2 separate regions of the Homo sapiens genome follow, and region 1 is linked to region 2. A link is a contact called in ENCODE Hi-C or POLR2A ChIA-PET data. All regions are on one chromosome and are shown on one strand. Each heading gives the region's core, a stretch centred on a gene start or an enhancer-like site at or near the end of the contact. The rest is flanking DNA. Distances are from core to core; before and after follow the strand shown.

Region 1 (7,066 bases), core at 1,410-3,909, 280 kb after region 2:
AAAAATCAGAAAGGAGTCACTCATGCTAAAGTTCCACATCACCAAACCAAAACCAAGTTGTTATCTGACTTTCTGAGAAATCAGGAGAGGTGATAGTCTAATTTCCCAAACAGGCTACTTTCGAATGAGGGGTGAGGGTTGGGGAGTGACAGGAGGTGGCTGGGGGCACCAACTCCGTGCAGTCGAAAATCCCTGCAAAGCTGGGCGAGGTGGCTCATGCTTGTAATCCCAGCACTTTGGGAGACGGAGACGAGTGGATCACTTGAGACCAGGAGTTTGAGACCAGCCTGGCCAACATGGCAAAACCCTGTCTCTACTAAAAATACAAAAATTAGCCAGGCATGGTGGTGCACACCTGTAATCCCAGCTACTCAAGAGGCTGAGGCAGGACAATCGCTTGAACCCAGGAGGCAGAGGTTACAGTGAGCTGAGATTGCCCCACTGCACTCCAGTCTGGGAGAGAGAGCAAGAACCTGTCTCAAAAAAATAAATAAATAAAATAAATAAAATAAGAAAAGAAAGGAAAAAAGAAAATCCCTGCATACTTTTTTGTTTGTTTGTTTTTGAACTGGAGTCTGGCTCTGTCGCCCAGGCTGGAGTGCAGTGGCATGATCTTGGCTCACTGCAACCTCCGCCTCCTGGGTTCAAGCAGTTCTGCCTCGGCCTCCCGAGTAGCTGGATTACAGGCATGTGCCACACGTCCAGCTAATTTTTGTATTTTTAGTAGAGTTGGGGTTTCACCATGTTGGCCAGGCTGGTCTCAAATTTCTGATCTCAAGTGATCCGCCGCTTGGCCTCCCAAAGTGCTGGGATTACAGGCGTGAGCCACCATGCCCCGCCCCTGCATACTTTGAATCTCCCAAAACTACCAATAGCCTACTCTTGACGGAAAGCCTTGCCAATAACATGAACAGTCAATTAACACATATGTTGTATATGTATTATATGTATTCGTGCAATAAAGTAAGCTAGAGAAAAGAACATGTTAAGAAAATCATAAGGAAGAGATTTTACATTTACATAAGGAAGAGTAGTACACTTACTACTCATTTAGTGGACGTGATCATCATAAACGTCATCATCCTCATTATCTTCACGTGGAGGCTGAGGAGGGGAAGGAAGAGGAAGGGTTGATTCTCCTGTCAAGGGGTGGCAGAGACAGAAGAGGTGGAGGAGGTGGAAGGGGAGACTGGAGAGGCAAGCACATCGGTGTAACTTTTATTGAAAAAAAATCCATGTACAAGTGGACCTGCTCAATTCAAACCCATGTTAAGGGTCAACTGTACAGTAATCTGAAGTATGTAACCTGATGTTACATTTCTCTCAATCATTTCTCTCTTTCTTTCTCTCTCTTTCTTTTAAAGAGATAGGGTCTTGCTCTGTCGCTTAGGTTGGCATGAAGAGCAAAATCATAGCTCATGGCAGCTTCAAACTCCTGGGCTCAAATGAGCCTCCCACCTCAGCCTCCTGAGTAGCTGGGACTACAGGCATAAGCCACTGCACCTGGCTTATTTTTTGTTTATGCAGAGATGGGGGTCTTACTGTGTTGTCCAGGCTGGTCTCAAACTCCTGGACTCAAGAGGTCCTCCAGTCTTGACTTTCCAAAGTGCTGGCATTATAGGCATGAGCCATGGTGGCAAGCCCTCATCAGTTATTTTTCTATGATTCTGTCTCTCTGTCCCCTCCTTACAAGGAAAGTAATTTTGAAACAACCAATCCAGTCTTGGTTCTTTGTTTCTGCTTTCTTCAGCCCTTCTCTGTCTATAAAACCAACCTCTTCTGCTCAGCTCATGGGAGCACTTATTCTAATTTAATGGAGATGTTGCCCAATTTCTAGAATCACAAATAAGATCTTTAACAATAAAAGTTAAAAAATGAAAATCAACAACAACAACAACAAAAAAGATCTTTAAATGTGTTGTAATTTTCTCCTTTGACAGGTTACAAGTGCAATTGAATAAACCAAACAAAAAATGTCATGGTTATTCGGTCTTTACTTCCCAAATCAGGGTCAAGATATAAGATAGCAAGAACCAATCTCTACCATAAAAAAGATCCAGACCCAAGAAAATGTGATTTATCTTTAAAGCTGCAACGAAACTTTCTTTTTAGTCTAGGAGACTAAAAGCCATCAGTTGATACAATCTCTTTTTTTCTTGAAGTTTCCAAAGGAAGGCAGGTGAGTTTGCACTGACTTCCATTTTCTCCCTGGCTTCCTTCCGGTGTCAGATGAGAGTCCCCGCGCTCCTCCCGGACAGCCCTCAGGGTCCTCGGCTATCATATATGGGGGAGGGGGTGGAGGTGGGCGAGATGGTTTTGTTTGTACAGGAAGGACGGGCGGCAGGCACGGGGAGCACGGGCTCCGGCCCCGGGAACACTCACTCGGCGCAAAGGAGAGGGAGAGAGCGACTATGAAAGCCGAAACCCGCCCGGGGCGCACGGAGGACGGCCCCAGTCCAGCTCGTCCGGCTTCCCACCCGCAGGCGGACCCCGAAGCCGCGCCCGCGCCCGCCCGCGGCGACTCCGGCCCGGGCACGCGCACGAGTCGGAAGGGGGAGGGGCGGGAGGAGGTGGGGGAGGGGCGAGCGGGCCGAGGCCCCGCCCCCGCTCCTCTGCCCCGCCCGCCGCGATTATAGCCGATGACTCAGGGCGGAGCTCCGCATCCAACCCCGGGCCGCGGCCAACTTCTCTGGACTGGACCAGAAGTTTCTAGCCGGCCAGTTGCTACCTCCCTTTATCTCCTCCTTCCCCTCTGGCAGCGAGGAGGCTATTTCCAGACACTTCCACCCCTCTCTGGCCACGTCACCCCCGCCTTTAATTCATAAAGGTGCCCGGCGCCGGCTTCCCGGACACGTCGGCGGCGGAGAGGGGCCCACGGCGGCGGCCCGGCCAGAGACTCGGCGCCCGGAGCCAGCGCCCCGCACCCGCGCCCCAGCGGGCAGACCCCAACCCAGCATGAGCGCCGCCACCCACTCGCCCATGATGCAGGTGGCGTCCGGCAACGGTGACCGCGACCCTTTGCCCCCCGGATGGGAGATCAAGATCGACCCGCAGACCGGCTGGCCCTTCTTCGTGGACCACAACAGCCGCACCACTACGTGGAACGACCCGCGCGTGCCCTCTGAGGGCCCCAAGGTGAGCCGGGCCCGCGGCCCGCCCTGGTCGGTGGCGCCACCTCGACGGCAGGCGGCGGGGAGTGGGCTGGGCCGGGGGGACGCGAGGCGGCGGGGCCCGGGGGTCGGCGAAGGCCCCTCGCGGGCGGACACCGGCTCCGCGCCCCGCCACACACTCCCGCTGCGCCCGGACGAGTCCCCGCTCCGGACCCGCCCTTGACAGGCGTCGGGGCGAAAGGAGGCCCCGGGATTCGGTGGCCCGGGAAGCGACCCCGCAGTGGCTCCGGTGCCGTCCACGGCTCGACTCCAGGGCGGAAGGCCGGGTGTCCAGCGCTGGCCTCGCGCTCTAGGGCTGGGAGAGGGGCGGCCGGCCTGGTCAGCTCCGGAGGCCCCGGCCCACCGTGGCCCCTGCTGCCCGCTCGGCCTCCGGGCCCGGGACCCGCGGCGCACCCTGCTGACCGCGGACTCGAGGGGGACACTCGCAAGCTTGGATGGTGGTTTTGGGGGGAATTTTACCGCTCAAGTTCTCCAACTTGGTTGAGGGGTATCTTGGCTACTGTCCCATGTTAGGCACCCAATGACTCTGGAGGCTGGTGTCAAAACATTCATATATATATGTGTGTGTGTGTATTTTAAATTAAAATTGTATTATTGTTTGAAAGTGCTTTCAATATGAACGTATCCTAGTATGATTTGTAAAATAAAAAACAGGGTGTGCTTCTCCCCAGCAGTTTCTAGAGATCTAGACTAGAGATCTGAGACTGTCTTACAGTTGGCCATTGCCTTACCACATTGCCTCACACTGGAGAGAAAGAGAATGATACGTGTATATTTATAATGGCATTCGCTTCCTGCCTTGTTATGGTATTAAAATACTTAGGATTTGTTACCAGTACACAAATAACTGACTAATGATACTCTTGTGAATACAGCAGAAGTATGTCTCATTTACATACATGCAAGGATATATACTTCTTAATCCCCAAGAGCATGAAATTTGAAAATGTAAATTTGGAATGAGTGTGTTAATTTTCAAAAATCAGAGTTAGTTATACTATTCTTTCAATTTTTTATAAATTTGAGCTTTCAGGATAAAAAGTTTTTAAAATAAATATGTTATACTTAAAGCTGAATTGTTAACGCCGTCTGGGCAAGATAAAAGCAGCAAAGAGCTGGTAAATTATTTTGAAGATTTAAAAACTCACCAAATTAAAACTGCTGTGTAACCCATTGTTTTAGAAGAAAGACCTGTATTATTTCCCTTCATCTTTATGCACTTTTTGTTTTAACAATATTGATAAAACTCCGGTGCCCAGCAGTGAGACCGTGTACAGGCAGCAGTTTACATTTACGAGAGATTAGTTGTATATTTATTCTTGAAAATTAGTACAAGAGGCTGTAATTAGCTGGGATGGGCACAGTTACATATACCTTTTTGTGTGTCTGTTCCACCCATTTTTGGGTGAAACTGACACTCATTTCAAACCACCTTTCTTAGGAGTCTGCGTGGATGTACATGATCTTTAGTGTGGTTTACAACTATTATTTTGAAGCCTTCTTCCTGTAGACATAGGGATAGTGGTATCTGTTGGCAGCCTTTGTTGTGAGTGAAGATCAAGTTTGAACATAAACATTCCCAGCACTTTGTTCTCAGCATGAAACTTACCCAGCAAGTTGAGATCTTCCTGTACCCACCTGGTGCATGGGTTAGGCTGTGATTTCATAAACCTTATTAAAAGAAAAAAAGCAGGTTTAGTTACCATTATTCTTGTCAGCAAATACAAAGAACTACTAAATCAGAAGTCTGATGCTGGGAAGATTTATTTGAAAATTTCACGGTCAAAATTTTAAAGTTGAAATGTCCTTGAAGATCTCTTATGTTAGGCTTCTTTATTTTCTGAAACCCAGAGAGTTCAGGTGTGACTTTGAAGGTCATCCAGCTAGTACCAACAACAGGGAGAGAACTAGTGTCAGGAAAGTCCTAATAAGAGGCAGTGTGTCTCTTCAGAAGTTGGAAGTGAGTGTTTTGGGAAACTGAGGCATGCAGGCTAGAATACTTGATTATTTTTGTGCCCTCCTGGCCACCAAGTTATTGGGTCACTGACCTCTGTGCTGAGGTTGCTTGGATTTTGATGATGGGACTGATGAACTCAAGAAAAGAGTTCCCTTTACCAAGTGAATGACTTGAGACTTGTCAGCATGGCACCAAAACTTAAGGAGAAAACTAACATTCAGCCCATGAGCTGTTTGTGCTTCATTGCTTTCAATCCTGTGCTTTGACACACACAATATCAGGTTGCACTTGTGTGAGTTACACCTTACTGGAGACTAAATGTAGTGGAAAATCCTTGAATATCATTTTGTATTTGAAATTGGCTTCTCAATGCATAATGAGAAAAAGGCCCTTGCAGAAAACAAAGGGCGATTTTGGAGGAGCTGAGCTGAGGCCCGTCTGAGCATCATCATCTTCAAGAGGAAATGCTGTCAATCAGTAAAAAGCTGTTCATTGAGCATGAGGAGCTCAAGAGACGACCTCTCTTTTGGGGGAGGACTCAGCTTCAGGATGTTTAAAATTTAATCACGTTAGTAAGAAAATGGAAAGAAAAGACTAGACCTTTGTATTTTATTTCGTCTTCTACTGCCGTCTTGCAGTTGATCTTCCGCCTTCTCCTGAAGTAGTTAGGACAACTCCCTGTTTTCACAGAGGGGCAGAGCGAAAGCAAGTATCTTCTGTCATTGCTGAAGCAGGACGGCTCCCGGCAAAGATGCTGGGCTTCATCCAGCCCCATTCTAAGCAGCTGGGCCTCCCCACCTGCAGTCTTCCTGGATTTTGATTTTCTGCACACTTGGGCTTCCCACTAATTTGGCAAGTTCATACCAGTCCAGGCCCTTTCCTGGCAGAGGATGGCATTCAGTGCTGGTGCAGCCACTCCTCCAGGCTCCTCCCTGAATAAACAGAGGCCGGATGTTCTGGAGTGCTGTTCCCGCCAGGCCTCCTTGGGATGAGAGGGAGACCTTCCTCCCTCATGGAGCAGGGCCGCTCTAGCTCCATGGATCTTGGGGGTTACCAGTCTGGCACTCTCCAGGGAGTCCTGTTAAGAACACAGATTGTGGCTGTGTCTCATCGCCTCCCTGCCCCAACCCCATGTTCAAATCTGAATTGCTCAGTGTAGGGCCCAGAAAACTATTAAGTCCAGAAAGCTTTTTTGGTGGTTCTGATTCTGCTGCACTGGCAGTGGGAGCCACGGATGGCCAGTGATCCCATTTTGGGGAGGAGGAGCTGCGGCTTAGTGCCTCCTGAACATCTATCCTGCAGAGCATTTTCCCAAGCCTCCATTTTCCTTCTTGGGGAAACTCCCCAGGTACGCGGGCTTCTGGAGGTGTGAATATGGGGATGACATGGGAAGCGAGCCGAGACAGCACCTTGCAAAGTCTGGCAGGGTGGCTGGCAGTGCGAGAGTGGGGAGGTGGTCCAGAGATCTTCCTGGACCCCAGGAAGAAGCAAGCCAGAGCCTTTTCTTTTTGTCTTGCCCATCTGGCAGAATCTCACCATAATCATTTAACAGATTATACTCAGGCACTGTGACAGGGAGATAGAAACATCCTTTCAGATAACACTGGAAATGTTTCGAGTTATGATTGAAGTAGAGAGACCCATTTATTTTGCTTAAGGTTCAGCAGAGCCTCCTGAATTTTCTTAAAGATGAGATCGTTTTGCTCTTTCCAGATCTATTGCAAGCTGTTATGCCTCTTAGCAGAGGCGGAGCACAATCAGGAAATGAGTGGCCGTTCTCTCCTTCGTATTTCCAGCAAGTTGCAGTTGTGGCTGAGCAAGTTCCTGTGCGACTGCATGAAAGTGATTTGTTGGGGGGCAGATGAACAGCATGGCCAGATGCCTTGGAGCCCAGCTCATCCAGGACTTTCATTTTCCCCTCTGAAGAACAGCCTGTGTT
Region 2 (6,950 bases), core at 1,924-4,423:
AGCATTGTGCCTGGTACGCAGGAAGCACCTCATTCATGTCAGTTGCTATTGTTTCCATTATTGTTATTATAATACATCAGGTGGCAAAGTGGAAAGGCCAGTGTCTGAACCAAAGCTCATGTCTTTCTGAAAACCAGCTCTACCAAACTCTAAAGATCCGTGTCGAAAATCCCGACACCACGAGCTAGAATTCTGCTAAGCTCTAGCCTTCCCTGTGTTAGATTCTGCTGAAGCAATGTGCCTCTCCCCCATCTCTCATCTGGAGTGTGGGCATTGGTGAGCTCGTGTGCCTGTGAAACACCCATCTCTTCCTCCTTCAGGACACGAAGCCTAGCCCTTCTTGAGTCTGGGGCCAAGCTGAGCAAAGATGGAAGGAGGCTTGGCAAGAGTTGATGTCATTTGACATTTAATCACCAAAGACCCAGATTGGGTCCCAGCGAGTTAAACCCACTGCGCCCTGTTCTTGGGCAGACAGGGTTGGGGTGTGGTCACATGGTTGGCTGGGAGAATCGGAGCTGTATCTAAGACTCTAAGAGCACAGAATAATTGCTTTCAAACATTTGTCCTCTACATCCCAAGAATGACAGCCAAAGGGCAGTATAACAGAAAGACAGGCTTGGTCTCAAAATGGGAATGGCCTCACAGCATGGTGTTGATAAAGAGTATTGGATGCTCTGCAGGTGAAGTGCTTCCTGTCCCTGTGAGTGCACACGCCAGGGCTGGCTGAGCCCTTGATGGGGATCATGTTGGGAGGATTAAGGGTGGCTGGGGGTCTTGGGACCCTGAGACATCAGGACTTTCAGGAGACCATCAGTTGCCTCCACCTTCCGAGGCATTCATTTCTCCAGCTGCTTTTGGCCAGCACAGCCGTGATCCTCGCTAGACCCCGGCCAGTGGCCCAGGAAGAAGCCAGGCGCCTCGGCAGGGCCAGGGCAGGAAGAGCCAGGTCTGCCTGGAAGCTGCTATTTGCCTTGGTCCCTGGCTTGCCCAGCCGTTTCCTGGCCCGGCCCTCCGTGGCTTTTGCTTGATTAGCTCATAGCTCCAGGGGAAGCCAGACCCCGGGCCCTGGAAGGCAAGATGGGCCCCCAGTCCTCCCTGGCAGGCCAGGGCAGCGTGCAGGAAGGATGGGCTGGGCATTGCCATGTGAAGTCAACCTGAAATGCACTTGGGAGAGACTGAGGCACTGAGCGGAAGTAAAGACTCCCAGATTTCCTGAAATGAAAGCCAGGGCTCCTTGGCGCCCCTCAGAGCCCCAGGCCTCTGCGAAATGCTGCCTTTAAACTCATGCTTGTGTTGCTCCAGCCGTATTGCCACGTCGCAGGTGCGGGGTGGTGCTGGGGGCGGGGGATGGCAGCTGGGTGGGTTTAAAGATCCCCAGCAGTGGTGAACCCTCCTTGGGGCTCTGACGCTGGAGAAAGGCCCCATGCCCTGTGATGTCTCCATTCCCACCAGGCTCACAGCCCCACTGTGAAGCTACCGAAATGGGAGGCATTTAAGCCCCCCTTGTTCATCAGCCCTATTTTGTAAAAGGGGAAACCAAGGTCCAGAGAGAAGAATGATGGGTCAGAGGTCATGCAGGGTCAGACGTGGAGCTGGACACAAAGCCCAATCTCCTAGCCCCAGTCCCATGCACCGATGTGCTTTCTCGAAAGGGGCATGCCAGGCAGGGCCCCTGGGCTCAGACCGCCTCACTTCTGGGGGCTCTGGGCTTACTGTGCTGCAGCTCTGAGCAGCAGGCAGCCTGGCCCAGCCTTGCCTCCGCCCAGGGACCTGAGCCCAGGGAGCCATGCTGACCCTTTCGTTGCCTTGGACAGAAGCCACCTTAGGCACAGCCCTCATCATCTACTTGGTTCAGGGAGGCCTTCACTTCTGGCAGAGCATCAGGAGAACGTGGGCTGGAGATATATACTCCCCAGTTTGGAAGCGTGTGGCCTCCCTGTCACAGTGATCTGTTTGTTGGTTTGTTCAATCATTCATTCATTTTAGATAAACACCTGTGCTCCTGCCTGGGCCGGGCACTGATCCAGGTGGTGGGGATAAAATGGTGAACTGGACCTTACAGTTAATGCAGTGTTGGAATCACCTAGGGAGCTTTTTAAGAAAATACTGACGCCCTGGAGATTTGATGCAGTCGGTCTGGGTGTGGCCTAGGAGTTTCACTTTCTAAAACTGCATGTATCTGGATGAAATTTCTTTACAAGGAGAAAAAAGGTTGTAGAAAGAATGTCCTTCTAAGTGGATGGTGTCCCAGGTGCTTTTAGGCGGAGCACAGGTGAGGAAAGGCCCTGGGTGTTCAAGACACAAACAGTGGTCATCACTGACCAAGGCTGTCCCAGGTGCCCCGTCCCGGCTCACTGGAAGGTCCCGCCACAGGCCACGCAGGGTAAAACAAACCCGAAGTTCTTCTGAGCAGCTGCGCATTCCCCAGGCCCCGCACGGAAAGGAGAGCTGTCTGGCAGTCACAGTTCTTTGCTTTCCAGGCTCTTCCTGATCTCAGTGATTTTGCAGCTGTGCTTTTAGGAGAGCTGTTTTCCCCTCATTTGTAAAAACTCAAAAATATGGAAAAATAGAAACAACCACAGGTCACGCATGGGTGTGTTTCCTTTTTGCCCCGGCTCTTAAAGCACCAGCACTGCTGATGCGCCAGGTGCCTTTTCTGCGGACGCCTCTTTGGTGTCCCCAGGCTAGCACAAAAGTGGAGGTTGCAGTCAGCCTGCCGGGCTTCCGGGCAGAGGAGAGGGCTCAGAGCACAGTGCTTTGGACCTTCTTTCCGATATGCCAGGCCCCTTCCAGCGACTGCCTGTCCAGCATCAGGATCTACCTGCCAAGTGGTCCTGCCGTTCCCTCAGTCCACCCCCACCCCTGACCCTCCGTTTACCCAGCCAGTTCTTTGCCCATTCCCACTGCAAGGAGATATCTAAATTGTTTGCCTTTTTTGTCCTTGGTGATAGAGGTCACTGCCGGACTCTGGCAGCTCCATTACTGCTCATGGTGATGGTATAGTCCATGTCCTGTCCATCTCAGCCCCCAGCCCTTCCCCAGACTCCTGGATACCTCCCTGACTGCATCTGATGGGTTCAAGCCAGAGACCTGGACCCTCATCAGAGAGGCAGGGGCCCGCACAAGCACCCTTCCACCCACCCTTTTCTTCCTTCCACAGACCCACAGCCTAGAGCCTTCTTTCCTCCCCACTGTCCCCGCCACACTTCCCCTGCCTGGCAGCCCAGGCCCAGACACCCTGCGATTCAGTGGTTTCACATGTGGCTTCTCCAAGTGCCACCAAACTTTGTGAGACTTGGGCTTAATAATTTCGATCCCACAGAAACATGTGACAAGCACAAGACATTCCGTAAAACTAGAGCCCAGAACGAGAGGGACGAATGGCACAGGAAGATGGCAGGGCTTGGTTTGGGTGTGTTTGTGTGACACACCATATGTCATTTTTTATTCACACAAAAACATCTTTCTTGAAGTAATAGAAGGCCACTCAGCTGTTGCTAACCACATACCAAATGTTTCCTTTTTCCTCTCCTGCGCCTTCCAAGGGGCGGGCTGGGAAGCTCTGCTGTTATCCGTGATGCCATCTCGCCTTTCAAACGTCAGAGAGCTTTTTCCTCGGAGCAAACGCCCGATTGTTTTTTCCAGCTTTGGCAGGAATTTTTAAGAGAAAGCTGTTTTCGAATCACTTCTCTGTTTATTGTTTCAAACCTGAAATACGGCAGAGTAGAGGGCTGGCAGCCTCTGTCTGATCCTCTCTCCCCATGTCCATTTCCTAAATTGCATTAGGATCTATCAGGGACCCCCTTCTCTGCCACAGCCCCCCGTAACCTGGTATTTTGGGAAAATGAAGTTAAATAAAATAAAATAAACCTTCAGTTGGTGGAGAGATGGTTCCAGGCATCCCTTTGGACACCCCCCTCCTTCCACCCCCCCGCCCCACTCCAGCCTCACAACCTTTACAATCAACATGTGGTTTCATTTCCAAGAGCCCCAGTGTTAGCATTTCCATTTCCTCAGGAAGCCGCGTTCCGTCCTTGCTCTTACTTCTGAAATTGAACGTGTGTTTTCCTTGGCCCGAGCTCTAGGAGTGCCTGGGGCAACAATGCACACAGTCCCAAGCAGGTTTCAGTGGGGTGGACAGCCCTCCCCGCACCCGGGCTGCAGCTTCTCCCCGCTCCCCGTCCCCAGGGATGGCCGCCCACTCTCCCCTAGCCCGGTGGGAGGGCCTGGCTGTGCTCGGGCCCCGTGGCCATCCGAGGGAAGCTGGGCCGCCCTCACTGCCTGTGTCCTCGCCACCTCCTATTGGGAAACTCTGGTTGCCCTCCAAGAGTCCACATACTGCAGGCTCTTAATTAAGAAAGTATGTTCCCATTTCATGTCACTCGAAAAGAATGAAAACAGTGACAGCATTTATTTATCTTAACTATCAATATCATTCCTGTTTCTCAGTCCGCTGGGGGTATGAGTCTTGAAGGAATTGACTGGGTTATGAGATTTGAACCTCGGGCATGTGCTGGTGGGACACATGTGGCCTGCTTCCGAGAAGGAGCCTTGAAGGAAGAGCAAGCAGGCTGGCATGGCCCTGCCCTGCCCTGCCCTCCCGGAGCTCAGGGCCGAAGGGCTCGGTGACAGTGGGGAACTCCTGCCTGCTTTGGTGCTAATGGAGAGTCAAGGTTCCTTTTTCACCAGCTACCTCCTATCTCCTTTCTCAGTCATCGGAGAAGTAAAACCCATCATTTCCTGAGTCTGATAGAGGAGATAGGATCTGTCCAGTGGCTGCTGTTTCTGTGGCACCTACTGTGTGCTGAGGCTGGGCCAGGTGCTCACATGCGTTGTTGCCAATCCCCGGCAGCAACCAGCTAACTCTGATGGCCTCAGGTAAAGGGACTTGCCCAAGACCACACAGCCATCCAGAGTTGCTCCACTGTGGAGACACTATTGCCATTTGGAGCAGAATAATTATGTGTGGCAGGGAGCTGTCCTGTGCATTGTGGGGTATTTAGCACATCCCTGGCCTCCACCCACTAATCAGTAGTAACCTCACAGTTGTGATAACACAAAATGTCTACAGACATTGCCAAAATTTCCCGCTGCTGAAAACCTCTGAGCTAGGGGATGGAGGTAGGATTCAGACCCAAGCCTGTGCTTGTTCGCCACCCTGTGCTAGCTCTGAAGAAGTCCTCACCCAAGCAAGGCAACCCTGCTTGCCTTTAGGATCCAGGCAGCGTGGTAGTGCTTTGGTGTTTCTGAACTATGTACTAATCAGCTATAGATATAGGCATTCTAGAATATTCATGAGGATCCAACTTCGTGGTGGAGGCTGAGGACAGAAGTTCTTTAATAGTACTGCCCCATCTTGCTGTGGTGTCCTGACAGTGTAGCACTTTACTGCAAAGCCTTTGCATATAGGTTTTCATTTTGAGTCTTCCAGATACTCATTATATCTGAAGGCTTATTACTCAGCACCAATAAATTGCAAGGGACTGAAACCCAACTCAAACTAACTTAAGGGTTAGAGGAAGTCTGTTGGTTTATGTGACTGAAAAGTCCAGGGGTAAATCTCATAGCTTCAGGTATGGCTGGATCCAGGTCTCAAACATCATCAGGACACTATTTATTATTCTACTTTCTACAGTTTTGATTTCATTCTCTGACAGGTTCTTTCTATATGGCCACAAGATAGCCACCAGCAACTCCAGGCTTACATGGTCCTAAGAGTTAAAGGCTTCAAATAAAGAAAAAGTAACTTTCCTTAGAGTGCCAAAAAATGTTCAAGTAAAGACTCAGATTGGTAAGGCCTGGGCCCTGTGCTCATCTCCGAGCTTGGTGTTGGCCTCACCCAAAGAATTATTATAGGGGAAGGGATGACTCTCCAAAGAAAGGAATACAAGACCTTGTGTTTCTAGAGCAGTTCAAAGTGTGGTTCGTGGACTGATTTTACTGGTCTGTGATAAGTACAGAGATGCTTAGAAACACTCATAGCAATTCGTTGTGGCTGTAGCATCCAGGTGTGTGATCAGTGGACTCATCTTGTGGAACAGGTGATAAAGCAGTTGGCTGTTGTCAGACTCACGTGGAAAGTTGGGAACAATGGAGATTTACAAAAGTATCAGTCCGTGATGGATTGGAAATTTAAAAAACTGGTTCTTTTCCATAGATAGCTGGAAAAGCACTGCTTTAAACTGGAGAGTATGTTAAAACACAGATTTCTGGGCCCTACCAGTGGAATTCTGATTCAGTCAGTAGGTGATATGGTTTGGCTATGTCCCCACCTAAATCTCATGTTGAATTGTAGCTCCCATAATTCCCACATGTGTGGGAGGGACCTGTTGGGAGGTAATTGAATCATGGGGATGGGTCTTTCCCATGCTGTTCTCATGATAGTGAATAAGTCTCACAAGATCTAATGGTTTTATAAAGGGGAGTTCCCTTGCAAACGCTCTGTCTTGCCTGCCACCATGTAAGACGTCCCTTGCTCTTCTGTCATGATTGTGAGGCCTCCCCAGTCACGTGGAACTGTGAGTCAAGTGAACCTCTTTCCTTTATAAATTACCCAGTCAGGTATGTCTTTATTAGCAGCATGAGAACAGACTAATATAGTAGGTCTGAAGTGGGGTGGGGGGAATGAGAATCTGCATTTTCAGTAGGCTCCCAGGTGGAATATTTTGAGAGTTACTGAAATGTGACACAGACAGGAAGTTCGCACATGCTGTTGGGGAAATGAAAATGGTGCGGATAGACTTGCTCGACACGGGGTTGCCACAAACCTTCAATTCATATAAAAAATGCAATATCTGCAAAAGACAATAAAGTGAAGTGCAATAATACGAGTGTGCCTGCGTAGTCTGCGGAGGCTTTCACTACAACAGCGAGCTGAATCGTTGTGAAAGAGACCATATGGCCCTCAAACTACTACCATATGGCTAGTAGTAAATATCTCCCACTAGCCC

What was found. Hi-C counts contacts between places; a loop is a spot of excess contacts on that map. ChIA-PET counts read pairs that join two places held with the same protein, here RNA polymerase II (POLR2A). Pooled maps may share reads with other maps.
Region 1: a pooled map shows a loop between it and region 2 (2.9-fold over the local background). The contact joins the promoter of BAG3 here to the enhancer-like site in region 2. A Hi-C loop is called at or near these places in 1 of 50 pooled maps. POLR2A ChIA-PET finds 5 or more read pairs at or near these places in 3 of 52 experiments (GM10248, OCI-LY7 and activated B cell).

The regions. Positions count from the first base shown.
Region 1 is chr10:119,648,721-119,655,786 of GRCh38, forward strand. It overlaps BAG3 (BAG cochaperone 3), which reads left to right and starts at 2,660. Exons shown (of 4, transcript NM_004281.4): 1 at 2,660-3,135. The coding sequence starts at 2,956. RefSeq lists enhancers at 1,798-2,752, 2,133-2,212 and a silencer at 2,413-2,712.
Region 2 is chr10:119,367,043-119,373,992 of GRCh38, forward strand. The region is part of intron 2 of GRK5 (G protein-coupled receptor kinase 5); the gene reads left to right. Among named protein-coding and RNA genes, the nearest start is that of MIR4681, 7.5 kb to the right of the region's middle. RefSeq lists an enhancer at 2,085-2,404. Within about 2 kb of position 3,174, at least 21 of the 41 ENCODE cell types and tissues checked have a DNase peak (open chromatin) inside an H3K27ac peak, as active enhancers do; they include OCI-LY7, where a contact is called at or near this core.